Regions from separate parts of the Homo sapiens genome. Here all the other regions are linked to region 3. A link is an interaction called in ENCODE POLR2A ChIA-PET data of the cell type or tissue named here. Cell type or tissue: GM12878. All regions are shown on one strand. Each heading gives the region's core, and the rest is flanking DNA. Links, peaks and the distances in the headings are about the cores only. Region 1 overlaps ZNF609 (zinc finger protein 609). Region 2 overlaps PDCD7 (programmed cell death 7). Region 3 overlaps RBPMS2 (RNA binding protein, mRNA processing factor 2). Region 4 overlaps OAZ2 (ornithine decarboxylase antizyme 2).

Region 1 (7,473 bases), core at 1,089-6,088, 150 kb before region 3:
TCACAGAGATACTGCCCCATCCCCAGCTCACAGGACCACCCAGTGACCTGTGCAGTGGATCTTCTGACTTAATGTCCTTACCCTTCTGCCTCCCCCATCTACTTATATGTCACACTATTCTCAATCTCTTCCCTTACCTACCCTACCCTTATAGTAAGCCTTCACTATGTATATAAATATTCCTTCCTTTTCTTTCAAAATAAAAAGAGCATTTTAAACTAGAAAAATAAATTATCAATGTAATGAAAAATTAAATGCCAAAAAACATAAGAGAAAGTAAAAATCATCTAGAATATTACTATAGACATGATGGCTAGAACATCCTTCCAGATCTAAACCTCTAATTCTATCTGCTTTGTTTTGTTTTGAGATAGTCTCGCTCTGTCACCCAGGCTGGAGTGCAGTGGCACGGTCTCAGCTCACTGCAAACTCTGCCTCCTGGGTTCAAGCGATTCTTGTGCCTCAGCCACCCAAATACCTGGGATTACAGGTATGCACCACCACGCCTGGCTAATTTTTTGTATTTTTGATAGAGACAGGTTTTCACCATGTTGTCCATGCTGGTCTCAGACTCCTGGCCTCAAGTGATCCACCTGCTTCAACCTCCAAAAGTGCTGGGACTACAGGCATGAGACACCACATCCAGCCTCTATCTGCTGATCTACGCATTTTATGAGTTGTATATACTTATGTATAGATCAGTTTATTTTTATTTATCTTTAATTTTTTAATTTTCTAACACTTCTCAAACAAAAAGTAGAGTTAAATTTAACATTAATGGGCCAATATAGTACATGCTCCATCATACTTTTTCCTTTAATTCACTAAAAAATATGTTGTAGATATGTCATTGATGTAGATAGGGATCTATGCTATGATGGACCTATAGATTGTTTCTGGTTTTGTGGTTATTTTTTGGTTTGGCTATTAAAAACAACATTGAAGAAAACTGTCCATCATACATCTTTGTGTGTGTATATATATATATATATATATATATATATATATATATATATATATCCTGTTATCTTCTTGATACAAATCCTAGAAATTGAATTTTGGGACAAAAGAACATGTGCATTTTATATTTTGATACATATTGCCAAACTGCCCTCTAGAGAAGGCACCAACCAATACTGCATAAAAGTCCCTATTGTTTTTACATACTCTTACCAACTGGGATATGTTCAACTCTCTCATCTTTGCCAAATAGATGGGAAATATACTGTGTTTTTATTTGTGTTTATGTATATTATTGAATCCTTAAAAATACTCACATGACCCCTTCAGATTTTACACTGAAGACCTATCTACTTCTTTTCCCATAATGTACTTCCAGGCTTCTCTTTCCTGTAGTGCTGGCAACTGAGCAAAGTAAAAAAAAAAGTTATTTTGTGGTGGTTTTTTTTTTTTTTTTTTTTTTTTTTTTGGTTTTTGAGAAGATATCAAACAAAAAAGTAAAAAATTTTAAAAACACCTAATTGCATTAATCTCTGCACCCTCCCTCCAAACCAAAACCAAACCTGTTTTTTTTCTTTTTCTTTCAGTGATGGACTGTCATTCACTCAGATTTAAGCTCCAAAGACTGAGATGTTTGTCTGTTTGTTCATAGCTGTATTCTCAGTGCCTAGACTGGTGCCTGGCATGTATCAGTTGCTCAGTAAATATTTGTGCAGTAAATCATCTCTCAGCCATCTTAATCAGAAATTCTAATCATACCTAATTCCTTTACTGATTACCTACATGTCTGATGCCTTGCAAAGTCAAATTGCTTAAAGGTCCTGAATGTCTCTTGGGTTCTTCCCTTTATCCCCCTACTTCTGATCATTCTTACTTATGTTTTTATTCCTAGGAGCCCTCCTTTTCAATCTCTCTAGTTTACTCCCCTCCTTCTATTAATTTTACCTTTGGATATACAGATACAATAACATCATACCCTTTCTTTCATTCCTCAGTGGCTTCTTAATACCTGCAAGGTTAAGTCCCAATTTAACTCTCCCTGTACTCTTTAACCAAACCAAGCAGCTTGTTGTTCTTTAAATACATTGTGTTTGTTCATGCCTGTGTGCCTTTGAAGAGGCTGTTCCTTCTGCCTGGAATATGCTTTCTTCTTTTCTTGGGAAACTACTACTTATTCTTTAGGTCCACTCCAGCATTGAGTCATCCCTATTCCCTCTGGCAGTTATTCCCTGGGCAGGATACTTGCAGTCCTTTGTTCACTTCTGTTATGATTATTTGTTTGCCAATTAATCTAATCTAAAATGAAACTTCGTGGCCAGGCACGGTGGCTCATGCCTGTGGTCCCAACAGTTTGGGAGGCCAAGGTGGGCAGATAAGTCCAGGAGTTCAAGACGAGCCTGGCCAACACAGCGAAACCCCATCTCTAAAAAATAGAAAAATTAGCCAGGTGAGGTGGCTCACGCCTATAATCCCAGCACTTTGGGAGGCCAAGGCTGGCGGATCACGAGGTCAGGAGATCGAGACCATCCTGGCTAACACGGTGAAACCCTGTCTCTACTAAAAATACAAAAAATTAGCTGAGCATGGTGGCGGGCACCTGTAGTCCCAGCTACTCAGGAGGCTGAGGCAGGAGAATGGCATGAACCCTGGAGTCGGAGGTTGCAGTGAGCAGAGAATGCGCCACTGCACTCCAGCCTGGGCGACAGTGCGAGGCTGTGTCTCAAAAAAAAAAAAAAAAAGAAAAAAAAAAACAGAAAAATTAGCCAGGTGTGGTGGCAGCACGCCTGTAGTCCCAGCTCCTCGAAGGCTGAGGCACAAGAATCACTTAAACCCGGGAGGCAGAGTTTGCAGTGAGCCAAGATTGTGCCACTGTACCCCAGCTTGGGTAACAGAGCAAGATCCCATCTCTGAAAGAAAGAAAGAAAGCAGGGATGGCGGGGGTGGGGGCGGGAGAAGAGGGAGGGAGGGAGGGAGGAAGGAAGAAAGGAAGGGAAAGAAAGAAAAAAAAGAAAAATTAATGGCCTCTCTTAATTTTTATAAGCTCTATATGTTAAGTATGTTCTACAAAATTCTAAATTTATATAGTCTTTGTTATTTGGTATTTTGGGTTTTGTTGGTCTGTTTTAGAAGAGGTTTGCTCTAGGGAGTTGTTGTAGAGCGAAATTTAGTTTATCAAGGCTTGACTGCTTTATGATTTCAGTTCTGCTTCAGAGTATATTTGTACTGAAAAATCAGAGCCATTTTATGATGCAACTTATGCAGTTCAGCCATCACCTTCTCCCATTTGTTCCCCACACTGCAAATCTCTGAGTCCTCTGTGTTATGCCTCTTCCTTACCCAACAGGTTGCCAAGTCCTGTGATTTGGCCCTCTTGTTCCTGATGCCACCACTCTAGTTGAACATTGCCATTAATTTTTTATGTAAAATAATTTTATTTTACAATAAAGCCCTTTCTTCCCATGAAACCTAGAGCATAAAGTGGGAGGAGAGCAGTGATGGACGATGAGGCTGAGGAAGGAGACAAATAAATTGTTATTGCATTTACTGAGCATGAACTGAAGTGGACAGTATGCTAAGTGGTCTACGGGTCTCATCTCTTCTATTCCTAACAGCCAGGTAAGATAGTTAAATCCCCATCTTACAGATGATGACACACTCATGTGGAAAGTTTAAATCACTTGAGGAAGGTAATAGAGCTAATGAGGGTAGAACTAAGACTCATACCTAAGGATTTACCAAAATTAATGTGCAAATCAAGATCTAAAAATAAATAAAATTATTGAACAACCTTTCATTGTCCTTTTTACAAAAGATGAATGTGCTTAAGCAGAGGACTACTAAATAATAAGTACCCTCTTTTCTGTCTGACATAGCACCTTGAGTTTTATTGAGCTCAAACATTTAAGTCCAAATTAATCATATTTGAGAAGAATTTTCACACAGTGATCCTATTGTCTAGAGTATTCTGCTAAATGGGAGCATACCAGAAGACTACAGATAGGCAAACGTTCAAATTTTCAAAATTGCAGACCATACGTGGTGCTTAACAGTGATCTTCAGCAAAATCCTAGAACAGGATATAAACAAATCACTTGTGAACTACTTGTTCTCTCCTTCCTTGGCCTTCTAAGCTTCTTTGCAGTAGCATAGTATAGTGGAAAAGAGAATAAGCTTCAAAGTCAGACATACATTGGTTCAAATCCTGACCCTGTCACTTAATAACTAGGTAATTGCAGGCAAGTCAGTTAACCTTCCTGCAGCTCTGTTTATTTTCTATCAAAAAAGCTATCATTTACTTCAAAGGAGTGTTATGAGATTTAATAAGATAACATGTAGAACTCCTGGCACACAGTAGGCATACAATAAATTCTAATTATCTTCCCTTCATCTCATCATGCTTTCCTTTACCCAGTACAGTTTAGCTTTTGGGCCCTACTTTTTTCTGCAACTAGAACTTCTTGCTAAGTTTATTTAACACTAGCCCATTTTCTTCTTTAAACTTCATTTCCCCTTGACTTCTTATGACAGTGTTCAGTTTTGGTTCTTAATTCTTTAGTACTGTATGGGTTCTGGCACCAAATTGTCTGAGCCTGAATCCCAGTGTCATCACTTAGTAGTAACCTTGGCTAGGTTAGTTATCTAGCCCCTCTAGCCTTGATAATTCATCTTTAAAAGCAGGTTACTAGTAGTAATTACCCCAGAGGGTAGTTTTAAGGAATAAGTGAAATGCACATAAAATGCTTTGAAAAGTGCTGGGACACACACAGGAAGCAATAAATTAAAGTTTGCTTTTATCGTTATGATGATTATTATTTTCAGACTTCTTTGTGGTCTTTTCTTCCTGGATTTACTCATTTAAATGTTGATGTTCCTTGGGTTCTCTCAGATTGCCTTCTTTTTTCTCTCCAGTCTCTTCAGGCTGTCTTACCCAGCAAGCTCATGACTCATGACTTCTATTAACTACTGCCCTGACTTTTCTTTTTTCTTTCTTTTTTTTTTTTTTTTTTTTTTTTGAGACGGAGTCTTGCTCTGTCACCCAGGCTGGAGTGCAGTGGCGTGATCTCGGCTCACTGCAAGCTCTGCCTCCTGGGTTCACGCCATTCTCCTGACTCAGCCTCCCGAGTAGCTGGGACTACAGGTGCCTGCCACCACTCTGGGCTAATTTTTTTTTTTTTTTTTTTTTTTTTTTTTGTATTTTTAGTAGAGACGGGGTTTCACTGTGTTAGCCAGGATGGTCTCGATCTCCTGACCTTGTGATCTGCCCACCTTGGTCTCCCAAAGTGCTGGGATTACAGGCGTGAGCTGCCGTGCCCGGCACTGCCCTGACTTTTCTTCTGAGTTCCCATCCTTTGCATCCAGTTGCCTATTTAAAACTCATACCTAAAGTTGAACTTGCTTTCTCGCTTTTATTCCACCAATAATTTGCCATTGTTGCTGTTGCTACTGTTGTGTTCTTGCATCTCCTGAGATAATGGCGTCAGAAATCTTGAAGTCAGCCCAGATTTTTCTTACCTCCTTGACTTGAGTCAGTCACTGAGTCCTATTTTTTTTTTTTTTTTTGAGATAGAGTCTTGCTCTTGTCACCCAGGCTGGAGTGCAGTGGCATGATCTTGGCTCACTGCAACCTCCACCTCCCAGGTTCAAGCAATTCTTCTGCCTCAGCCCCCAGAAGTAGCTGGGATTACAGGCTCCCACCACACCTGGCTAATTTTTATATTTTTAGTAGAGATTGGGTTTCTCCATGTCGCCCAGGCTAGTCTCAAACTCCTGACCTCAGGTGATCTGCCTGCTTCGGCCTCCCAAAGTACTGGGATTACAGGCGTGAGCCACTGCACCTGGCCCACAGTGCCTTTCTTTATCATGACAAGTAATCTCCCACCACTCCCTCCAACCCCTTTATGCCAAACTATTGTGGCCTCTATTGCACCTGACTAAAATAATCAACTCTTTTCTTGTTCCTCTGTTGAATTTATCCCTTAAGATTTAGCTGAGGCGGAGCGTGGTGGCTCACGCCTGTAATCCCAGCACTTTGGGAGGCCGAGGCAGGTGGATCATGAGGTCGGGAGTTTGAGACCAGCCTGGCCAAGATGGTGAAACCCATCTTTACTAAAAATAAAAAAAAATAGCCAGGCATGCTGGCGGGCACCTGTAATCCCAGCTACTCGGGAGGCTGAGACAGAGAATTGCTTGAACCCGGGAGGTAAAGGTTGCAGTAAGCCGAGATCACACCACTACAGTCCAGCCTGGGAGACAGAGTGAGACTCCGTCTCAAAAAAAAAAAAAAAAAAAAAAAGATTAGGCTGAAATGTCACCTGCCTCTCCCCCAGGTAGACACAAATGATTCTGCTCCTTTTATACTTACCTCTTTTGCATTCTTTATGACATTACTTTAATTACTTGTTCACATTTGTTTACCTCACCCAACCTTGGGACAGGGATCATATTATATTTCTAACTTAGTATAGTATAATGGTTACACCATAGTAAGTATTTAATGTCGCTGAAAGGAATCCAGAAAAAGAATGCTTACTAGGAACCAAATTAAGTTCTAAAGCAAGGCTTGCTAAACTACTTCCTCTCTCTCCCCTTTTTCCCCCAATAGAGTTGTTAGGTGGGTAGATTGGAGTGCCTTGATTTCTTCAAGGTATTTGAAAAAGCCTTTTATGATATTCTTGATGACATGTTGATGAAATGTGGACTGGATAGTGATACAGTTGGGTGATTTTATAGCTGACTGAAGAGCTATATTTAAAGATTATAGATGACTAGATGTTTGTCAGCTAGGATAGAGGTGGTATACCACAGGACTCTTGCCTTTGGTCCATTCTTGTTCAGCATTTGTATTATAACATCAGTGACTAAATAAAATGTATGCATATAAATTTGTGGGTAATGTAGTGGTCAGGACTTTTTCAGTTATGATAGAAATCTGGCTCAAGCTAGTTTAAGCAAACAAAGAATTTATAGATTCCCAGGAATGGAGTTTATTAGTTTAGGCAGGGTTTCAAATAATCCCATCAGGATTCTGTCTTTGCTTACCTCCATTCTGCTTTCCCCTAATTTGGCTTTATTTAATTTAATTTATTTAGTTATTTATTCATTTATTTATTTATTTATTTTTTGAGATGGAGTCTCGCTCTATCGCCCAGGCTGGAGTGCAGTGGCATGATCTTGGCTCACTGCAAACTCCACCTCCCACCTTCACGCCATTCTCCTGCCTCAGCCTCCTGAGTAGCTGGGATTCCAGGTGCCCGCCACCACGCCCGGCTAATTTTTTGTATTTTCAGTAGAGACAGGGTTTCACTGTGTTAGCCAGGATGGTCTTGATCTCCTGACCTCGTGATCCGCCCACCTCAGCCTACCAAAGTGCTGGGATTACAGGCATAAGCCACCGTGCCCGGCCTAATTTGGCTTTATTCTTAGGGAAGTTTTCTTTGTGAGTCTGGCAAAATGGCCTCTCGCAGCTTCAGATTTTATTAGTCCTTCTAGCTTAAGGTACCAAAGGAAGAAAGA
Region 2 (7,317 bases), core at 1-5,000, 370 kb after region 3:
GGCACCAGGTACTGATCCCAATCATGCCTTAATAAGAACATTATAGAACAACTATTTATTTCTGTTTTATTCCAAATAAGATGTTCAGCAACTACATATTCTAAGACTTAGCTTTCAAATGACTGATATACTAATCTATTACAGAACTTGATTTCTAGGAATCAAGAAAATGACTATATTTCTTAAATGTACATATAAAAAGAGGAAAAACTCTGAAGAACTTAAACCTTATGGATAACCAAATAACAAATAAAGTCAATCCTCATTATTTACAGATTCTGTATTTGCATATGTGCCTACTAACACAGGGCAAGTCACAACCTGAGTTTTTTTCTTCACCTATAAAAATAGGGACATCAACTTCTCAAGGACTAATGAGGACTAAACAAGATGTATGCAGCATCCTTGAAACATGGAAACATTATAAACCCATAGTTTTTTTTAAGTTCCTTATGGAACTTAAAAAAAAAAAGACAGTAATAGACCTAAACAATGTAAGCACTTCTTCAAGTGCTTCCTGCTACCTAAGAGAAAGACAACATGGAGAGCCAGCCCCTCTGACCTGATCTGGATGAGCGCTGGCAGGGAGTGCTCGGCTTGGAGATAATACTGTCGGAAAGGCTCCAAGAGGTGAGCAAGTGGGAACTCATCTGAAAGAGAAAAGCACAATACCACGTTATCATGCTTGATATCCACAGTGTATTTCTCAAGGCAAGGTGACTGAGCCTATGATTACGACAGAATGAGAAAATGTGTTCTATCTGTATCCATGAGTTCTATGACACAGAATTGCATCTGGAAGGTGTCATTTGTTGCCTACCACCTCTTAGCTTGAGATCACCCGTGATGAGAAGAGCGTCAATCTAGTATTTTCATTTTCTCCACTGGTTATAGAGCAACATACCTGGATCCCCAAACAACTTGGACTCAATTTCACGTTTCTGAAGTAAAATTTTCTCTTTTTCTTTTCTTTGTTTCTTTTCTAATTCTCTTTTCCTCTCTTCCTCTTGTTCTCCTTCTAGCATAACTCTGAGGGCTCTCTCTTCAGCTTCATACAGTTCAGAGCGCTTTTTAATGAGTTTTCTCAGTCGCTGAAGATGATGCGTAAAAGTCTCATCTGCTGAGGCTGGAGGACAGACCCCTGGGCAGACAGGACAAAATGGCATTTTATTTATTTTTTTTTTTGAGACAAGGCCTCGCTCTAACACCCAGGCTGGAGTACAGTGGTGTGATCATAGCTCACTGCAACTTCAAACTCCTGGGCTCAACCCATCCTCCCACCTTGGCTTCCCAAGTAGCTACAAGTACAAGTGTGCACCACCATGCCTGGCTTTTTTTTATTTTTTATTTTTTATTTTCAGATAGGGTCTCACTCTGTTGTGCAGGCTGGAGTGCGGCAGCATGACCACGACTCACTGCAGCCTCGACCTCCTGGGCCCGAGATCCTCCCACCTCAGCCTCCCAAGTAGCTGGGACCACAGGCACGTGCCACCACATCTAGCCAATTTTTTTTTTATTTTTGTAGAGACAGGGTATCCCTGTGTTTCTCAAGCTGGTCTTAAACTCCTGGTCAAGCAATCCCCCTGCCTTGGCCTCCCTAAGTGCTGGGATTACAGGCATGAGCCACTGTGCCTGGCCCTACCTACTAATTTGTAAATTTTTTGTATGAGGTCTCACGAGGTCAGGAGATTGAGAACATCCTGGCTAACACGGTGAAACCCCGTCTCTACTAAAAATACAAAAAATTAGCCAGGCATGGTGGCAGGTACCTGTAGTCCCAGCTACTCGGGAGGCTGAGACAGGAGAATGGCGTGAACCTGGGAGGTGGAGCTTGCAGTGAGCGGAGATCACACCACTGCACTCCAGCCTGGGCAACAGAGTGAGACTCCGTCTCCAAAAAAAAAGACCAAAACTTTTTTGTATGAGGTCTTGCTATGTTGCCCAGGCTAATCTCTAACTCCTGGCCTCAAGCAATCCTACCAGCTTGGCTTCCCAAAGTGAGCCACTGCATCCAGCCCAAATGGCCTTTTACACACGTTTTCTTATCCCAAAATTTGTGTTATAATGAGGAAGTTTAAAAGTCCTAGCTATAGTATGTATCGGTTAAAATTTAGAAATTTTACCCAATCTTTTAAGGCTCAATTTGATGTTTCTGAGTATTCAATTACTCTGACCCTACCCTGACTTTCTCAACTCCTCCCTCTGGATCATCCACACCACTTAACCTCTGACTTTCTTTCTTTTTTTTTTTTTTTTTTTGAGATGGAGTTTCATTCTTGTTGCCCAGGCTGGAGGGCAATGGTGCGATCTCAGCTCACTGCAAACTCCACGCATCCCGGGTTCAAGCGATTCTCCTGACTCAGCCTCCTGAGTAGCTGGGATTACAGGCATGCACCAACACACCCGGCTAATTTTTGTATTTTTAGTAGATGTTTCTCCATGTTGGTCAGGCTGGTCTCGAACTCCTGACCTCAGGTGATCCACCCACCTTGGCCTCCCAAAGTGCTGGGATTACAGGCGTGAACCACCATACCTGGCTTCGACTTTGTTTATTTCTAATGGTCTTGATCCTCCACTTGAAACAGTGAGCTCACTAAAGGGAGGAACTTGTCTTAACTTCATTGTTTGTGAAATTCCCTTAGCATCAACTCCCAGATCTAATTAATAAACAATTCTTCCTCTGACTGAGTGTGAATTTTGGGAGTGCACACTTGGATGGTGAGGAAGATACACTTAAAACAACCACACTGACCTTGCAGTCTGCTGCTGACAGTAGGCTGACCAACTGTTTTGGTTTGCCTGCATGTAGCACTGAAAGCCCCAAGTCCCAGTAAAACTGGGATGGTTATTATCCTGATTTAACTATGAGGTCAGCTAACAGTATAGCCAACATATCTAAAGCCACAGTGGAGAAAATAGTCAGGTTATTAGGTGATATCAAAGAATTACTGCTAATTTTTTTGGTGTGACAATGGTATCATAGTTGATGATGAGTGTTTATGTATTCTATTTTTGTGCATGTGTGAAATGTTTCATAAAGTTTCATAAGAAAAAAAGATTTTAACTTAATGAATATTTGAGTGGACTGCAATTGTGCACTCACTACCATAATGGCCCTGTAATACAAAAGCTTCCAGGTGAATCAATGTAGAGTGATGTGGATGTGATCTATCCTGTCAGTCCTTGAAGATTTTAAAGGAAAATATGTTACCCAAGCATTTTAGCAATACCAGATACAGGGCCAAGCGTGGTGGCTCACACCTGTAAACCTAGCACTTTGGGAGACTGAGGCAGGCAGGTTGCCTGAGCTCAGGAGTTCAAGACCAGCCTGGCCAACATGGTGAAACCCCATATCCACTAAAAATACAAAAAATTAGCCGAGCATGGTGGCGTGCGCCTGTAGTTCCAACTACTCAGGAGGCTAAGCCAGGAGAATCGCTTGAACCCAGGAGGTGGAGGCTGCAGTGAGCCAAGATCATGCCACTGCACTCTGGCTTGGGTGACAGAGCAAGACTCTTATCTCCAAAAAAATAAATTTAAAAAAAAAGAATACCAGATACAAGAAAGAAAAAAAAAATCCTAATCCCATTACCATAATCAACCATTTTATACTTTCTCACATTCTCTTCAGGTCTTTTTGTCCATGTATTAGCAACTTCATATAGTTCAACGTTACATGTATGTAATTTCCACTTCTCCCTGTTGATTCTGTACGTTCTTCTCCAATCTTCATAATTATTTAATGGCTGTATCCTATTTCATCAAATCAATACACTAGAATATACTTATCAAGTTCCCTACTCCTGGACACCTAAGCTATTCCAAATGTCCTGTTATTATATTGTGATACAATGAATATTCTTGGGCATGTTACTTTTTTCCTTCCTAGGGATTTCTATCAGAAAAATTCTTGGCCGGGCAGGGTGGCTCCTGTAATTCCAACACTTTGGGAGGCTGAGACGGGTGGATCACGAGGTCAGGAGTTTGAGACCAGCCTGGCCAACATGGTGAAACCCTGTCTCTACTAAAAATACAAAAATTAGCCGGGCGTGGTGGCAGGTGCCTGTAATCCCAGCTACTCAGGAGGCTGAGGCAGGAGAATCGCTTGAAACCAGAAAGCGGGGCTTACAGTGAGCCGAGATCGCACCACGGCACTCCAGCCTGGGCAACAAGAGTGAAACTCTGTCTCAAAAAAAAAAAAAGAAAGAAAAATTCTCAAAAATGGAAATGTTTGTGAATACTTTCAAGACTAACAAACTGTGTTCTAAACTGCTTCCTAAAAAAGCTATATATTTGCTCAGTTACCAAACACTTGACACAGAGAAGGTAATTAATAGATACTTCTTCAATGAATGAATGATTTTCAACAAGGTTTTTTTGTTTGTTTTGTTTTGAGACGGAGTCTCGCTCTGTCACCAGGCTGGAGTACAGTGGCGCGATCTCACCTCACTGTAACCTCTGATTCCTGGGTTCAAGCGATTCTCCTGCCTCAGCCTCCCGAGTAGCTGGGATTACAGGCATGTGCCACCATTCCCAGCTAATTTCTGTATTTTTAGTAGAGACAGTGTTTCACCATGTTGGCCAGGATAATCTTGATCTCCTGACCTCATGATCCTCCCACCTCGGCCTCCCAAAGTGCTGGGATTACAGGCATGAGCCACCATGCCCGGCCCTTCAACAGGGTTTTAACAATTTATGCTGCAACTTGTGTTATACAATAGTGCCAGCTTTGAGCACTAAATTTTCAGTTTGGGCTGATAAATGGCATAAATAATGGTTTCTCAAGGTTAGTAGTTCTGTTTCTTGTAAAGTTGTAATTTGGAGGTAGGATTCTTTCCTCCTTCAACCACTACAGCTAAGTGGTTGTGGAACTCACTCTCAAGGCTAACATTTCTCTAGATGATTTTCTCCTAACTGCTTTGCTTCTACAGGTTTCCATTCACTCATTCTCAACTACAGAAACACTACAACTCAAATTTATCTTCTACTAAGTTGCCAGGCCAGTGTTTTTCAAGTATACACAAAATTCTTATACACTGACAAATTTAAGCTGTCACTCTGTTTTATAATAATCTAACGGTTTTGTTTCATTTCTTTACCTTTACAGGTAAATATTTTAGATTTTGTAAGCCATACAGTCTCTGTTGCAACTACTAAAATCTGTCTATGGCGAAATACACAGATACTCCATCATCCTATGTTAGCCTAAAGACCCCATGAAGAGATGTAGGCTGCTGAGCCTGGGCCACCAACCCACATCTCTCTCGGCCCCTCACTGATCACTCCCTGGTCAATGTAACATATTCCCTCAGAAATGGCACTCCTGGGGCGGGAGTGGTGGCTCACACCTGTAATCCCAACACTTTGGGAGGCTGAGGCGGGTAGATTACCTGAGGTCAGGAGTTTGAGACCAGCCTGACCAACGTGGTGAAACCCCATCTCTACTAAAAAAAATACAAAAATTAGCTGGGTGTGGTGGTGCATGCCTGTAATCTCAGCTACTCTGGAGGCTGAGGCAGGAGAATCGCTTGAACCTGGGAGGTGGAGGTTGCAGTGAGCCGAGATTGCACCACTGCACTCCAACAGGGGCAACAAGAGTGAAACTCCGTCTCAAAAAAAAAAAAGAAAGAAAGAAAGAAAAAGAAAAAGAAACAGCACTTCTCACACAGTCTTCCTCCTGGCACCATCTAGGTTCCCTCCACTTCTACCACTCACTGTCCACCTAGTCCTGCAGCTCCTAGACACCAATGCCTTTGCCTCTATTCCCCTTTAGCCACATGCCTGCAGTCCTGTTCAGTCTGTGGACCTTGGCATTATCAGAAAAAACTTTCTGCCTCTTAAATCTTAAACTTGATTATTCTCTTATCCAACTACAACTTTCTCCCTTATAGTACTTTTACTTCCTTCTCCCCAGAGACCCATTTGGCAGCTTCATCAAAACCTCCGGACCTGATGTATCAGATTCTATCCTTCTGCTACTCCTTCGCCACAAAACTAATGGTCACCCCACAAAGCAAAACCCCAACAGCCCCGTGCTCTGTGCTCACCTGTCAGCTACAGTACTACTGGAAGAGGTCATTTGATTGTGTCATCCATTGCCAATATATGTCAGCTGGACCCATAGCACCCCCTGCAACCATCTTCCACAAGTCTCTGTTGGCTCTCACCCATTCTTCACAGCAATTAAATCAAACCTTCACTGCTCTCCTAAAGCCCCACTTGTCTACTGGCGCTCAGCAAACCATTTACCCTGTTTCCCAGAGAAAACAGGCCAGCAGACAGGAAATCCCTCAAATATCTGTCCCCATTTACACACTCATGTGCATCACTACCTATCTTCATCTCCTTCATTTTCATGCTTGTGTAAGATGGGTCCTTCTTCACTTAAGTTAATCCCTCCACCTGGGATCTGAATCATCCTACCTTCCATGGGACCTTGAGCCATCAACTATTCTTCCTGCTTCTCTTTGACCCTTCCCCTTCTACTCACTCCTCTCAGCAATTTTAACCATGCTTAAGTTTTCCCCATGACCCAAAGACACACAACACCCCTCACCATCACCACTACCACACACCTTGCCAGATACTGATGTTGCTCTTTCCTTTTCTTCACAGGCAATCTTTTAATAAGTTGAATTATCTGTTTGCTTTTCTTGTATCATATTCATTCTCTAACCAACTGTAGTCTGGCTTCTACCCCCACCACTCCACTGAAATGCCCCTAGCATAGGTCACTAATGACCGGTTGGATACTAATTCCCATGGATGTTCCTTATTTCTTGATAATAAAAAGAATAATAATATGAAACATGTATATAGCATTTACTATGTGCCAGGACTGTTTTAAGTACTTTACACATATTTATTAATTTAATCCTCACGACACCCCATGGGTAGGTACTATCATTACTCCCTTTTTGCAGATGAGGAAACAAAGGTTCAGAGAAGCTCAAGTAACCTGTCCAAGTGTATTAATCTATTCTCACGCTGCCAATAAAGATATACCTGAAATTGGGTAATTTATAAAAGAGGTTTAATTGACTCACAGTTCTACATGGCTGGGGAGGCTTCACAATCATGGCGGAAGGTGAAGGAGGAGCAAAGTTATATCTTACATGGTGACAGGTAAAGAGGGCGTGTGCAAGGAAACTCTCCTTTATAAATCCATCAGATCTCATGAGACTTATGATCACAAGAACAGCATGTGAAAGACCTGTCCCCATGATTCAATTACCTCCCACCAAGTCCCTCCGACGACATGTGGGAATTATGGGAGCTACAATTCAAGATGAGATTTGGGTGGGGACACAGCCAAAC
Region 3 (7,473 bases), core at 1,295-6,294:
GAGGAAACAGAGGCTCAGAAGGCAGCATGTGAATTCGCAGAACCAGGACACGGGCTGGACCTGCCCCCACAGCTTCTGCCACGCCTTCCCGCATCATCCTGCTGCCCTGCCCGACCCGAGATTCACTCCCGCTGCTTCTCCAGGGTCCCAGGCTCTACCCAGGGGGCGGCTGGGTCCTGACTCACCTTGAACGGCCGGAAGAGCAAGTAGAGTTCTCTGGGTTTAATGTCCACAGGGAGGCCGCTGACAAACAGTGTCCGGACCTGGAGACAGAGACCAGTGATCAGGGCCAGGCTGCCCAAGACGGACAGGGATGACAACAGCGCTTCCTTCAGGCAGGCAACTGGAATCCTTCTAGAGCTTAGAGGAATTCAGCCTTTCCTGGGCCTCCTTGGATACCCAAGGCAAATTAACATTGTTTCACAGCACTCAATTTCTCAAAGCCCTTTCCTTTCTCTGGGTACATCCCAGAGGCATCGTGCTGCGTCTGCCGGATGCCTCTGCACACAGACTGAGTCTGCTGGTGAACAGAGGCAAAAAGAAAGCCCTGTTTGATAAGGGTACAAACCCAGCCCAGCATGCCTTTTTTTTTTTCTTTTTTTTTTTTGAGACAGAGTCTTACTCTGTTGCCCAGGCTAAACTGCAGTGGCGTGATCTCAGCTCACTGCAACCTCCACCTCCTGGGTTCAAGAGATTCTCCTGCCTCAGCCTCCTGAGTAGCTGGGATTACTGGGGTACACCACCACGCCATGCTAATCGGTATGCCTTTTCAAACCAAAGCCTCCTCTAAAAATCTGAAGAAAGCTGCAGTGCCTGACCCCCCAAAAATGTACATGTAAAAATGTATCTATTTTTTTAATCCATTGCACCACTGGCCCCTCAGACAAAAAAGTATCTGTTTTCTAGATGATACCCATGGCCTCCTGGTAGAGAGCCTCCAGTCTGGTCGAGGGGAGGAGCAAAGATGTAAAGGAAACAGAGTCCCATGCCCACTATCCCCTGCAGTGATTTCAACAGAGGGCCCGGCACTTTCTCATCCATCTCCTGCTCCTACACGAGATGTGGGACCTTCAATGTCAAGAAACACCTTATACTCCTGCCTCTCTGCCTGCTCTTAGCATGGTGATGGTACTAAATGTTGACTGAACAGGGTAATGGGTAAACAGTCAAAACCATTATGCTGAGTTTTGAAGAACACGCTAAGATCTTGCCAGCTTCAGGTGAAGCATTTGATGCTGTGAGTTTTTTTTTTTTTGAGATGGAGTTTTGCTGTCACCCGGACTGGAGTGCAGTGGCGCCATCTCGGCTCACTGCAACCTCTGCCTCCCCGGTTCAAGCGATTCTCCTGCCTCAGCCTCCCATGTAGCTGGGATTACATGCATGCACCACCATGCCCAGCTAATTCTTTGCATTTTTAGTAGAGATGGGGTTTCACCACATTGGTCACGCTGGTCTCGAACTCCTGACCGCAAGTGATCCGCCCACCTCGGCCTCCCAAAGTGCTGAGATGACAGGATTGAGCCACCGTGCCCGGCTGATGCTGTGAATTTTGAGCATTGCCCCCAACATGGTTACAAGCCAGATCTAAACACTAGGTGTCCATCCTGTGACTGTAGCCACTGCTGCTATTTAAACGCTGCTGGCACCGGATGCTAAACTAGCAAGCCCTGATCAGCCAAAAATTGTGATGGGGAAGGGGAGACTTTCCATAGCTTAGATCCATTCAAAACATTTTTTGAAACCGTGGCTTCCTGAATAATGAAAAATGTGAACAAGCAGAGCGTCCCTACACGCTTGACTCCTGCTCTGGGCCACATCTCCTCCTGCGAAGCCAAGCACAGGTCTTCTGAACTCACCGCTGCAGATTTTAGAAGTTCACATGCCTCACCCCATCACGCGGCCATTCTTGAAAGCATTAAGTTGCCCTACAGTGGGCCACATCCCCTTCTTGAGAGGTACCAAAGAACTTGCTCCGCTCTCTAGTGATGGCCCGCTGACCCCAGACAACAGCCTTTCTGAGACGATGGCTTTTATCAGTGGCTTGTCTCAGGAAGCTGGAGCAATGTTAGGTAAAACTACACCCAATGCACCCAGAGAACTCAACAGAGCCAAGAATGTCAAAGGAAATCAGCCAGGATAGCTGCTGGTTACTGGTGTCACCACTCCCACCCACGCAAGAATGACTCTCAGCCACGGTGAAGACAAACTTTGTCTCTTAAACTTTGACTCTCAGCCATGGTGAAGACAAACCTCACGTGAGCTTTTGCCAAGCCCATTCAGCAGAATCTCGGGCCGCTTGGGACGCATCTTCTCCCTTGGGACACGTCTTCCCCTCAGTAGAGGCACCACTATACCAGCCTCTGTGCCCGGGGTTGGGGTGATGGCACCTCACACCTCACAGCCCTGGCAGCTCATGTCCCACGGAGACACCACTCGAATCCTGCTTTGTTGTTGGCAGCATCTGGGGGTCTGGATAGCCAAGGATCCAGGATGGGTGAAACCGAGCTCCTGACCTGAGCCCAGCAGGCCTCTCTGCCCTTTGATGTAAGGGCCTTGAGGTGTGCGTGTGAATCCCCAAGCAGAAGTGACTTGTCCAAGGTCACATGGCTTGTTCTTTAAAGGCAGCAGACCTGGAACTCAAAACCCAGGCCTCGGCCAGGTGCAGTGGCTCATGCCTGTAACCCCAGCACTTTGGAAGGCTGAGGCGGGTGGATCACTTGAGGTCAAGAGTTTGAGACCAGCCTGGCCGACGTGGTAAAACCCCATCTCTACTAAAAATACAAAAAATTAGCCAGGTGTGGTGGCCCATCCCTGCAGTCCCAGCTACTTCGGAGGCTGAGGCAAGAGAATCACTAGAACCCAGGAGGCAGAGGTTGTGGTGAGCCAAGATCGCACCACTGCACTCCAGCATGGGCGACAGAGTGAGACTCCATCTCAGAAAAAAAGAAAAAAAAGGCTGGGCGTGGTGGCTTACACCTGTAATCCCAGCACTTTGAGAGGCCGAGGTGGGTGGATCACTTGAGGTTGGGAGTTCAAGACCAGCCTGACCAACATGGAGAAACCCCGTCTCTACTAAAAAATACAAAATTAGCTGGGTGTGGTGGCGCATGCCTATAATCCCAGCTACAAGGGATGCTGAGGTAGGAGAATCACTTGAATCGGGAGGCAGAGGTTGCAGTGAGCTGAGATCACACCACTGCACTCCAGCCTGGGCAACAAGAGCAAAACTCCGTCTCAAAAAAAAAACCCAAAACCCAAGTCTTCCTACTACATGCCCAGCCTGGCCCACTGCACTCCAGCCTGAGCAACAAGAGCAAAACTCCGTCTCAAAAAAAAAAAACCCAAAACCCAAGTCTTCCTACTACGTGCCCAGCCTGGCAGAGGTGATGGGTGCTTTGGGTGCTGGGAAAGGACGACAGGACCCGAGCACCAAGCCCTCTGGGTAGCCCAGGGTCTGCCTCCAACACCTCACCCCAGAGGATGGGCCAAGAGTGCAGCCACCAGCGTCCTGATGGAGGGACCTAGATCGGTACCACTCCCTTCTCTCCTCCCCTTCCTCCCCAGGAAAGCAGGACATGATTTGGGTCAAAGACCCAGACCAGAGCAGACCCACGGAAACCTCTGCTTCAGTTCTCCCCAGGGGCCACACATTTCACCCAGGCTAATTTTAAACCCTCCCTCAAATGGCTCCTTTCTGGCCAGACCTCCCCAGAGGCCTCTTAAATAGCAAGTTCTCAGCACAGAGTTTCCGCTTGGGGTAGGGTGGGGTGAGTGTAGGGGCTGTTTCCTTATCCTGGCTCAAGACTCGTTTCCAGCCAGGATTCCCTCTGGGTCCGATGACCCTTTTCCTCAGGGTTCCATCTTTCAGGTTCTATAGAGTCCAAAAGGCTACCCCACAGCTCCCATCCTGTCCCTGGCCACCTCTCAGGTGGTCAAGGCAGTCACGGATGAGCTGGTGGGCCCGTCTGCCTGAGCACAGATGCTCTGTGGGGAGCAGTCCGGGAGGCTAAATCACAGCAAGTGTGATTCCCAAACACCCGCCTTGGTTCCTACTAGATTCCAGCCACCCCAGCAGATGACATCTTAAAGCCCAGCCCCTTGTACAGACAGGGAGACTGAGACCCAGAAAGCCTTGGTGATTTGTCAACGGCACACAGCTGAGTTCACGGAGGAGCAGGGCTCCTGAGACCAGGCACCCTGACTCTGCTGTTTGTGAGGGCAGGGGGAGCGGCACAGGGCAGCCTCATCAGCGTCATGGGTGGGTAAGTGCTGCCATCCATCCACTCAGTATGACACTTGTTTAGGATGACAGCCACACCAGAGTGAGGAGGGCAGAAAAAGGGGAAACTGGCAAACCAGGAGCAGGGGAAGCGTGGGCTCCGCAGGCTGACCAGCCACATGTAGGGAGGAACAAGAGGTTCCAAAGCCGCCCAACACCTGCTTCCATCAAGCCCGCCCAGCCCACCCACTCCAGGGCCCTGACAAGCGTCCACAAGGCTGCCTGCACTGCCCCCTCGGCTCACCCCTTCCTCACTCCTTAACTAAAGGTATCCAGCCTTCAGGTCTTTCCGGAGTCCTCAACTACCCTTTCCTTCCTCTGAAGCCCCACAGTGGCCGTTAGGACCCCTCGCCTTATAGTTCCCAGCAGTCTGAGGTACCCCTCACCTTGACTACAGAAAGCCCTAGAGACAGGAACCAAGCCTCAAAACATTTCCATCTCCCAATGTCCCTAGAGTCAGGTCTAAGCACTGGAGACCTCCCCCATCTCTACACACCTCAGTCCCTGCAGAGAAGAAACTCACAGCCAGAGACCAGATACGATCCAGCATGGCAGAACGATACCATAAATGGCAGAGAGGGCCGGGCATGGTGGCTCACACCTGTAATCCCAGCACTTTGGGAGGCCAAGGAGGGTGGATCACTTGCGGTCAGGAGCTTGAGACCAGCCTGGCCAACATGATGAAACCCCGTCTCTACTAAAGATACAAAGTTAGCTGGGTGTGGTGGCGCACACCTGTAGTCCCAGCTACTTGGCAGGCTGAGGCACGAGAATCCCCTGAACCCTGGAGAGATGGAGGTTGCAGTGAGCCGAGATCATACCATTGCACTCCATCCTGGGCAGGAGAGCAAGACCCTGTCTCAAAAAAAAAAAAAAGGCAAAGAGAACAGGCCTTAGTTACACTGGAGTTTGCTTCCTAGCTTCATGCTTGGCCTGAGGAAGCCACTTCATCTTTCCGAATCTCAGTTTCTTATTTTTATTTATTTTTCATTTCTTTTTTTTTTTTTTATGGAGTCTCGCTCTGTTGCCCAGGCTGGAGTGCAGTGGCACAAACTCTGCTCACTGCAACCCTGTCCTCTGGGTTCAAATGATTCTCCTGCCTCAGCCTCCCAAGTAGCTGGAATTACAGGCGTCTGCCACCACGCCCAGCTCTTTTTTTTTTTTTTGGAGAGACAGGGTTTCACCACGTTGGCCAGGCTGGTCTCCTCACCTCAAGGAGTTCCTTGAGGTCAGGAATCCCTGACCTCAAGTGATCCGCCCGCCTTGGCCTCCCAAAGTACTGGCATTATAAGTGCGAGCCACCATGCCCGGCCTCATTTTTTTTTTTTTTTTTTTGGAAATGGAGTCTCGGTCTGTCTCCCAGGCTAGAGTGCAGTGGCGCTATCATAGCTCACTGCAGCATCAAACTCTTAGGCTCAAGAGATCTTCCTGCCTCAGCCTCCAGAGTATCTGGGACTATAGGTGTGCACCACAATGCCTGGCTAGCTTTTCCATTTTTGTAGCGATGAGGTCTCACTATGTTGCCTGGGCTGGTTTTGAACTCCTGGGCTCAGAGAATCCTTCTGCCCTGGCCTCCCCAAAGTGGTGGAATTACAGGTATGAGCCACCATGCCTGGCCTCAGTTTCATCTTCACAACACAAACACCATCTACCTCCAAGACTAAGAGCTCACCTTACTCTCCCCATTACTTGTGAGAGCAATAAAATGCTGGCTTCATTTAGGGCTCCTGCATTTACCTGCACAAGGATCTCCCTCATCAGGTGCCATGAGCCACTTATTAAGGTTGTCTACTGAAGCTGGTAATGTGGGTAGGATGTCCTAAGGTGGTCACTAGATTCTTTAGTTTTTCTCTTCCCCAGAGGAGGTAATGCCCGAAATAGAAGACACCACAGAGATCAGCTAGTTCAACCCCTTCGTTTTATAGATGGGGAAACTGAAGCCAAGAACAGGGTAACAAGGCAAGCTGATGGCACAGCCAGGATCTTTCAGCAATGGCAGGAACAGAGACATGCAGTTACTTCTCCAAGGTCCAGCCAACTAGTCTTGTGTCTCAGGCCAGTACAGGGGACCATTGTGGTACCTACGTCAGGGTAACAGGGGAAACATTCAGGAACAGGCTGGATGCTCCAACCTGGGCAATATAGCAAGGCCCTATCCCCCCCCACAAAAAATCAGCCAGGCGTGGTGGAAGGCACCTGAAGTCTGAGCAACTCGGGAGGCTGAGGTGGGAGCATCGCTTGAGCCCAGGAATTCAAGGCTGCAGTGAGTCATGATTGCACCACTTGAATTCCAGCCTGGGCAACAACAGAGCAAGACCCTACCTCTAAAAAACAAAAATAAAAAATAAAAGGTTAGATGCAGACAAGGATTCAGGCACCGACAACTAGTTGATGACAAGGAAAGTTCAACCAAATAACTCATGTCCTGCCTATTCCATGGGTTTATTACAAGAATTCAGCACATACACAAAACGTTTTAAAGCATTTAAAGAGTGCACAGGGGTGGTTCTCACAATCTCAGGCTGCTGGAAGGCACCAAACGCATTCACTTGGGCCCTTTTCCATACTCTCATCCCTTCTGCAGAAGCATCCAGCAACCCAAGGGTTCCTGTCCCAAAATGTGAAGAGCAACCACAGCCCTTCCAAAAAAGTCACCCTTATGGCAAGTAAGAGCAGAAATGCTGGGAGCACAGTCAGGTCCTCAGCACAGCTGGAAGGTACACCTGTAGTCACATGGAGCAGGTATGGGGGAGACCGGGGGAACGGATGGAGGATGATTCTGAGAACTCAGTCAAAGATACTTGTTGAGGAACAACCCTTCTGGTGGAACCTGCTGCAAGCACCAATATAGGCAAGGAACGTGGCCAGGGTTGTGTACCCATACAGAATACCACAGACATGGCTGTGTGGCTCTCATGACCCCACAGGAGCAGACCCAGCCCTGCTGGAGGTCCCAGCCAGTGCCAGGCCTACCTAGGGGAACTGACCAACTTTTGGCACAACTGCCTCTGCCCAGCAAAGCTTTGGAGGCACCCAGAGCTGCTCTTTTCTGAGGCAAGTCTTGCCTCTAGAGTCACAGGGAGTGGGAGGGTGGGAGAGGGGTCCATGGACCCCACAGGCTATCACTTACTGGCACTTCCTGGAGTCCTCTAGATCTTTGCTGCCAATTGTTTATAAGCCTGACTCCTTTGGGG
Region 4 (7,473 bases), core at 1,690-6,689, 60 kb before region 3:
TGAGAATAATGAAGCAACTGACCCAAGGCTCCAAAGACAGTGAATGGCAGAGATGAGATTCAAACCCAGGTCTCCCTGACTCGAAAGCCCACGCTTTCCCCCAACACCATGTTCTTTTCCTTCCCTGTCAGAAAGGGAAATACCAAAAACAAATGAGGGTATGTATGAGGGTTTGGCTGGAGCCCCAGTCAGCCAAAGTCTGATTCCAAGTGGACTGCAGGGTCCGTGTTATCTCCCTTGGGCACAATCTCAAAAGCCCAGAATTCAGCTGCCTTGCTAACCTTCCATCCCAGTCTTAGTGAGAAGCTAAACTAACTTCTGGGCCTCAATTACAGCAGATTAAAAGGCAACAAATGGTGCTGATATCTCTCCTCTAGTATTCCCAATAAGCCATGCAACAGCCTCAGCTGAAAGAGTCCTTCACAGTCCCCCCACTGGCCTAGGCTAAGAGCCAGAAGACTAAGAAAGTGATTATTCCCCTTGAGCAGCAGCACAGTGGAGTCTGAGAAAGCTCCAACCCCAGCCTTCCATCCCAGGGTCCTCCTTACCTTATATATTAGAGCTGAGAGAGAAGGATCCCTGCCGCCCCCTCGCCCACCGGGGATCTTCGACAGTGGGTGAGGGGCATCAGGAGCACCACAGAGGCCCTGGAACAATGTGCCTGCAGCACTGGAGCTGGGGACAGTTACTCAAAGGCAAAATACTACTGCAAGAGACAGAGAGGGTGAGACAGTAAACACCAAGACTTGACGATTTTTTTTTTTTTTGAGGCGGAGTCTCGCTCTGTCGCCCAGGCTGGAGTGCAGTGGCACGATCTCGGCTCACTGCAACCTCCACCTCCCAAGCTCAAGCGATTCTCCTGTCTCAGCCTCCCGAGCAGCTGGGATTTCAGGTGCACGCCACCATGCCCAGCTAATTTTTCTATTTTTAGTAGAGATGGGGTTTCACCATGTTGGCCAGGCTGGTCTCGAACTCCCGACCTCATGATCCACCCACCTCAGCCTCCCGAAGTGCTAGGACTATAGGCGTGAGCCACTGCGCCCGGCCAAGATGTAAAGATATAACTCAAATCCCACCCCCACCCCATCCTGGCTCTCTCTAAACAAGGGAAGGCTTATGAACGCTCCCAGCTGCCCCAGTCCTGTGGGCTTCAGCTTCCAGAACTACGCTGCTGTCTTAAGGGGAACCCACCGTGTTGCAAAGTCATGGGGAGGAAGTCTCAGGAGGGCCAAGGGACTCCAGCTGGGTTTATTTGACCGGAGGAGCACCTAGCAATCTTCTAACAAATCACTGTGGCACTGGGCAGACCTTGGAAATCACCAGGTCCTGGCTTACCTGCCAAGCCTCAAACCCTGTGCCAGTCTCTTTTCATTTCCCTATGGTGCCTCAACCACCTATGTGGCAGAATCAAAAAGGCCCACAGTTACAGGCTGGAGAGGGGAAGTCATATGGTCTGGGTACCCTGTTCCTGAGGAACTCTCAAGGCTACTTCCCCAGTGATGGCCCCATCCCCCTTCTGAGCAAAGGAACTGGGGTGAGAAACTTTTTTTTTTTTTTTTTTTTTTTGAGACAGAGTTTCACTCGTTTCCCAGGCTGGAGTGCAGTGGTACGCACTTGGCTCACTGCAACCTCTGCCTCCCAGGTTCAAGTGATTCTCCTGCCTCAGCCTCCCAAGTAGCTGGGATTACAGGCATGCGCCACCACGCCTGGCTAATTTTGTATTTTTTAGTAGAGACAGGGTTTCACCATGTTGGTCAGGCTGGTCTGGAACTCCTGACCTCCAGTGATCCGCTGGCCTCAGCCTCCCAAAGTGCTGGGATTACAGGCATGAGCCACCACACCCAGCTGGAGTGAGAAATCATTTAACCAAATCCCTCAATGGTTAAGAATAAAACTAAATCCAGGGATTTGGCTCCCAGAGCAGAGGTACACAATAGTACATAGAATACTGTGATGTCTGATTTGCCCCTGGTATGCACCAAATGCTGGGCCTTCTTGCCCTTCTTTGCTGATCCTTTCGTGACCTGAGCGTGGGAGGTCACATAATAGTGATGTGGTCAGAACACACACTCAGATGTGCTGGGTGCAGGCTATGTGCTGGGAGAGGAGGATACGTGCTATGACCTGAGTAAAGAATCCAATAATCAGACAGATTATAGCAGGTAAAAGGCTCCTAAAAGAGCTGTCACCTTACTGGCCACCTTGATTTTCGGATGGACCCAACAGGGCTGTAGATCTGCTCAACTGTCTTTGAATCCAATTTAGTGGTTCCTTAGACTGAGATGTAGTTCATTCCCTAGGCCAAGGGCAAGTGAAACAGAGAAGGAGGTAAATTGTGTGTGTGTGTACACACCACGACTCAGCAACAGGCCTGTTCCCCAGCCACCACACATCAGCCTCAGAGCAGCTGGAATGCACTGGATACATTTAGCGGGTATTGCAGTGGTGTGCTGGGGCCAGCTCACACAATCGTGCACATCTCTTGCCAAATATGTGTTTAATGATGTCATGTTGGTAGCCTGAATTGGCCAAAGGAGGAGTATTTACACTGCGAAAGTCCCCAAATGCTGTAAGTCAGGGCTTTTTTTTCCCTGAAAGCCATTGTAAAACGGTGTGAGGTAACTATTCTTCACACTGTCCTTTGCTTTATATAGCATGGCATGCCAATTTTGGATTCTTCTAAATGAAGAGCAACAAAACTGAATTCACACCTAACATGGCAATGGTACAGTAACCAAAGGGGCAGTCCTATTAGCAGAACTGTATCTGCACTCCAGCTGAAAATGCAAGTCCAAACCCGTCACTGCTCAGCTCCTAGGGTCTGTTCTCTCAAAGATTTCAACTGGGGGCCTACAAGTATACTTGGAAATTTCTTTGAGAAATGGATTTCCCAGGGAAGTGTCCATGGGTGAGGAGCAGCATCAGTATCTAGGGGTGCACTTTGGGAGGCCGAGGAGGGAGGATCACTTGAGCTCAGGAGTTCAAGACCAGCCTGGCCAACATGGCGAAACCCCACCTCTACTAAAAGTACAAAAATTAGCCGGGCGTGGTGGCAGGTGCCTGTAATGCCAGGTACTCAAAAGCCTGAGGCAGAAGAATTTCTTGAACCCAGGAGGTGGAGGCTGCAGTTAGCCGAGATTGTGCCACTACACTCTAGCCTGGGTGACAGAGCCAGATTCCTCCCCCCCAAAAAAAAAAAAAAAAAATCTAGGGGTGTAACCACATATCTACCTCTTCCCTCCTCTGGAAAACCTCAGGTCATCCTCACCTCCTCCACTCTCGGCCTCATCAACAGCTGTTAACAGAAAAGGCTGAACTGGGCGCAGTGGCTCATGCCTGTAATCCCAACACTTTGGGAGACAGAGACGGGTGGATCACTTGAAGTCAGGAGTTTGAGAGCAGCCTGGCCAATATGGTGAAACCCCATCTCTACTAAAAATACAAAAAAATTAGCCGGGTGTGGTGGTGTGCACCTGTAGACCCACCTACTCAGGAGGCTGATGCAGGAGAATCACTTGAACCTGGGAGGTGGAGGCTGCAGTGAGCCAAGATTGTGCCACTGCACTCCAGCCTGGATGACAGAGCGAAACTTCAGCTCAAAACAAAAACGGCCAGGCGTGGTGGCTCACGCCTGTAATCCCAGCAGTTTGGGAGGCCAAAGTGGATGGATCACCTGAGGTCAGGAGTTTGAGACCAGCTTGGCCAACATGGTGAAACCCCGTCTCTACTGAAAACACAAAAATTAGCCGGGTGTGGTGGAGCGTGCCTGTAGTCCCAACTACTAAGGAGGCCGAAGCAGGAGAATCGCTTGAACCCGGGAGGTGGAGGTTGCAGTGAGCCAAGACCACGCCACTGCACTCCAGCCGGAGCAACAAGAGCAAAACTCTGTCTCAAAAAAACAAAAACAAACAAAAAAACAGAAAGGGCTTAACAGAGGACTATGCTACTGTTTTCAAGGACAGGAGTTATTTTCTGCTGGGGACAATGAGCTATTGTGATTCCCCCTTCCAATGTGTTAAGGGGCAGAATAACAGTGTCCAGACTAGAAAAAATAAGACAAGAGTTTGGTGAGGGGAGTTTCCCCAAGCAAATGCACACACATGCACCACATCATATGATTCCGTTCTCATTCCCCAATGATCACTTCTCTGTGCTGAGGTTCCTGCAGGGGCATAAGGAGGGCTGGACCACGGGAGAAAGCTGGTTTGCTTCTATTGGTCAGTGGAGCTACCCAAAGATGGGGCAAACCCCTCTGGGATAGACAGATTATCATCTTGTATACAGAGAATTAATTAGGTTCACAAAATAACCCTATCAATCACCAAGCCCTTGCAATTCTAGAATTCTGGTGCCAGGCTCCTACTTCCAAAGGAATTATTCCTCAAATGGTCTTTAGATGAGCGAGCTGCATTCAACCTCTGCCCTGCATCCCAACTACCATCTTGATTCTTAGCTAATTTTTACTTGCAAACAGCAGAAGCAATGGGCCAACTCACTGAAAAGACAAGAATAAAGTGAGGATTTTTTTTTAGACCATAATACCCTTTGTCTTCCTAGAAGTAATCCCTGGAGCCTGCCTGCCCTGTGTCCAGCACTAATCTATGAGCTTGTGATATTTCTTTCTTTAAGCTAGTCATATTTAGCAGTGGGGCTTGTGATATTTCTGGTTTCCTGATCTCTCTCCTCTTCAAATAAACGCAAGATATCTACGCCATGGTAACATGTCATTTACTTCCCCATTCTCACATACAAGGATCCTGGAGGCTCTCTGCTCCTCCCCCATAAATCTGCGCAGATAAGCAAGTGTGTGTGTGAGTGGGGGTGGAGGGGTGTTTCAAGCCCCCACTCTGGGAACTAGTTCCAGTTCCCTAAAAGAAACAGCTGGGGTTTGCGATAAGTTTAGTAGACAGTAGATCACAATAATTATCTTCATCGTCCACATAAAGCATCTGTTATTAGTTACTTGCTGTGAATGGCAAATTGCTTCTCTTCCAAAAAACCTGTCATTTCTGAAGTGAGAAAGGAAGGGGGATGGGTACGTATGTGGTAGTTAAAGACATTAAGGGGCATGAAATTACCCAGTAATGGCCTTCTCTTCTGATAATGGCTTTAGTGTTCAAATGGTATTGAAGCTACGCCACCAAGCTCATTAGGAATAATGAATCCTGGAAGAATTTAAGCACAACAGACAGTGACTTCTAAACACAAGTCTTCCTATCATAAGATCCAAACCAGGTTGGGTTTCATATTCAGTTTAGTCTTGTTTCTAACTGGCTCCTATCCCCAGCTTTTTCCAATCCTTCCTCACCTCCTGGTCACACCACTTGAGGGCAGGCATTGTTTAATCTCAACCACCTAAAGGATGATTTAAGAAACAGGCTGGGCATGGTGGCTCATCCCTGTAATCCCAGCACTTTGGGAGGCTGAGGTAGGAGAATTGCTTGAACCAGGGAGGCGGAGGTTGCAGTGAGCTGAGATCGTGCCACTGCACTCCAGCCTGGGTGACAGAGCGAGACTGTCTCAAAAAAAAAAAAAAAGAATCTCAGTCCTTTTCAGAGGCTGAAAAGATCAGGCTGATTAAGGAAAATCAAATGTATCAGACCGAACCCAAACATCCAGCTGGGCTGGTCCTGCTTTGGAAGAGAAAAAAATACATATATCCCATGCCAGAAACTAAGGTGTCAGGTATCCAGCATACAAGGCAATTCGGAAGAGAGATGGAAGATTAGAGCCAATCTGTTAGTGCCTTTTATTTTCTCAGTGATAGGACATGCCCTTGGAAACACTCCTCAGAATACATATGAGTGCTACTAACATATCACATCCTGCTGCCTCTAATTTAAAGTGTCTGTGAAACTGTTGTCTGAAATGCCCTTAGCAGGTTACAATTTCACACACTGACTACAGACAGGCAGCGTATGCAGCAGATGTACAGCTGGGCAATGATGATGGTAAATAAAATTTTTATAATTCAAATGCTATTTCTAAATCTCTAGGGTACTTACTATTTAGAATTAACCTTAAGTCTCTTGATAAAAGTAAAGGATCTTCTGTTAAAGAATCACTTCCAGCCGGGCGCAGTGGCTCACGCCTGTAATCCCAGCACTTTGGAAGGCAGAGGCAGGCAGATCACAAAGTCAGGAGATCAAGACCATCCTGGCCAACATGATGAAACCCCGTCTCTACTAAAAATACAAAAATTAGCTGGGCGTGGTGGTACACGCCCGTAGTCCCAGCTACTTGGGAGGCTGAGGCAGCAGAATCGCTTGAACACGGGAGGCAGAGGTTGCAGTGAGCCAAGACTGCACCACTGCACTCCAGCCTGGCAAAAGAGCGAGACTCTGCCTCAAAAAAAAAAAAAAAAAAATTACTTCCAGCTGTCTTTAGTCAGTTTTGATTTACATACAGTTGGTCCTCTATATCCACAGGTTCCACATTCGTGGATTTGACCAACCATGGATCAAAAATACTCAGGAAAAAAATAAACAACAGCATAATAAAAAAAAGTACAAATAAAAAGAGCACTAAAACTATTTACATAGCATTTACATTGTGTTATGCATTATAAGTAATCTAGAGATAATTTAAAGTATATGGGAAGATATATGTAGGTTATATGTAAATACTACACTATTTTATATAATGGACCCTTGGATTTTGGTAAGGGGAAGGTCCTGAAAGCAATCCCCCACAGATGGCTACCAAAAGAGTACAGAGTACACAGAGAAGAGATTCCATATAAAAGTAATTCTGTGAGTAACTTCCACTTAGCTACATCTAAAAAATACTTGAATTCAAATTCTCCTTAATATACTTCTGATCATGTTTCACTTGAATCAGTAGCCTCCTTCGCTCATTCAATTCTGCACCCTTTCTCTCTGGTTTCTATTACCTGTCAGAGAAAGTCAGATGGCCTTGGTATTAGCTACCTTTTGGTATCAATTGAAGACATGAAAACCACATTCCCAACACAGTTCTACATTCATTTCCCCCTCTCAACCTCTTCTGACCCATTCTTGTCTCAGGCCCTGCCTCATAGAACACCCAAAGGTGCCCTCACTTCCCTCATACAGGTAGCTTTTACTCTGAGACTAGGAATGTCTTTGATGACTAATCCCTACGCAAAAAGATGTGCCATCACTTAGCAAAATAGAAAGTAAGAAAGGTGAGAGGGTGATGACCACCTCCAGTCTAGTGTGGCTGTAGAGGCTGATTTCCAGCTACCGATGCCCCTTCCATCTGAGAAAGGGCCCCTGGGCAGATGCCAGGCAAAAGTCATTTCACTAGGGCTATTCTGCGTTCCACAGGGACTCTTCTTGCTAAGCACAATTATAAAGAAAATGACATCACCACTCTGAATCACAGGCTGAAAGCAAAATTGGGTTTTGGTTGATTCTCCACAAGAAACACAGTTATAGTGATAGCTAGAATATCTGTGCCTTTGGGGTTTGCTTATCACACAGCTGATATTGG

The links. Peaks named below come from ENCODE experiments on the same cell type or tissue, not always from the same donor. Only the 100,000 strongest peaks of a DNase experiment are listed, where the experiment ranks them.
Region 1: POLR2A ChIA-PET joins it to region 3 with 5 read pairs; 3 of 35 experiments call an interaction of 5 or more read pairs at or near these places.
Region 2: POLR2A ChIA-PET joins it to region 3 with 6 read pairs; 2 of 35 experiments call an interaction of 5 or more read pairs at or near these places.
Region 4: POLR2A ChIA-PET joins it to region 3 with 7 read pairs; 6 of 35 experiments call an interaction of 5 or more read pairs at or near these places.

Annotation. Positions count from the first base shown.
Region 1 is chr15:64,597,768-64,605,240 of GRCh38, forward strand. All of the region lies in intron 2 of ZNF609 (zinc finger protein 609), which reads left to right. LOC101930091 (a long non-coding RNA gene) reads right to left here. Exons shown (of 5, transcript XR_007064678.1): 4 at 1,278-1,365. Among named protein-coding and RNA genes, the nearest start is that of OAZ2, 100 kb to the right of the region's middle. RefSeq lists a silencer at 1,589-1,789 and an enhancer at 5,867-6,366. In GM12878, for the core only: no CTCF peak of the experiment used is centred there; no DNase peak of the experiment used is centred there; H3K27ac peaks cover 355 bases.
Region 2 is chr15:65,118,814-65,126,130 of GRCh38, forward strand. PDCD7 (programmed cell death 7) reads right to left here. Exons shown (of 5, transcript NM_005707.2): 3 at 905-1,141; 4 at 563-650; 5 at 1-27. Among named protein-coding and RNA genes, the nearest start is that of UBAP1L, 7.3 kb to the left of the region's middle. In GM12878, for the core only: no CTCF peak of the experiment used is centred there; no DNase peak of the experiment used is centred there.
Region 3 is chr15:64,751,376-64,758,848 of GRCh38, forward strand. It overlaps RBPMS2 (RNA binding protein, mRNA processing factor 2), which reads right to left. Exons shown (of 8, transcript NM_194272.3): 2 at 186-263. Among named protein-coding and RNA genes, the nearest start is that of MIR1272, 7.4 kb to the right of the region's middle. RefSeq lists enhancers at 3,301-3,360, 3,401-3,580. In GM12878, for the core only: no CTCF peak of the experiment used is centred there; DNase peaks (open chromatin) are centred at 2,246, 2,566 and 3,696.
Region 4 is chr15:64,690,886-64,698,358 of GRCh38, forward strand. OAZ2 (ornithine decarboxylase antizyme 2) reads right to left here. Exons shown (of 5, transcript NM_002537.3): 2 at 549-706. Among named protein-coding and RNA genes, the nearest start is that of OAZ2, 8.7 kb to the right of the region's middle. In GM12878, for the core only: no CTCF peak of the experiment used is centred there; no DNase peak of the experiment used is centred there; H3K4me3 peaks cover 725 bases; H3K27ac peaks cover 1,082 bases.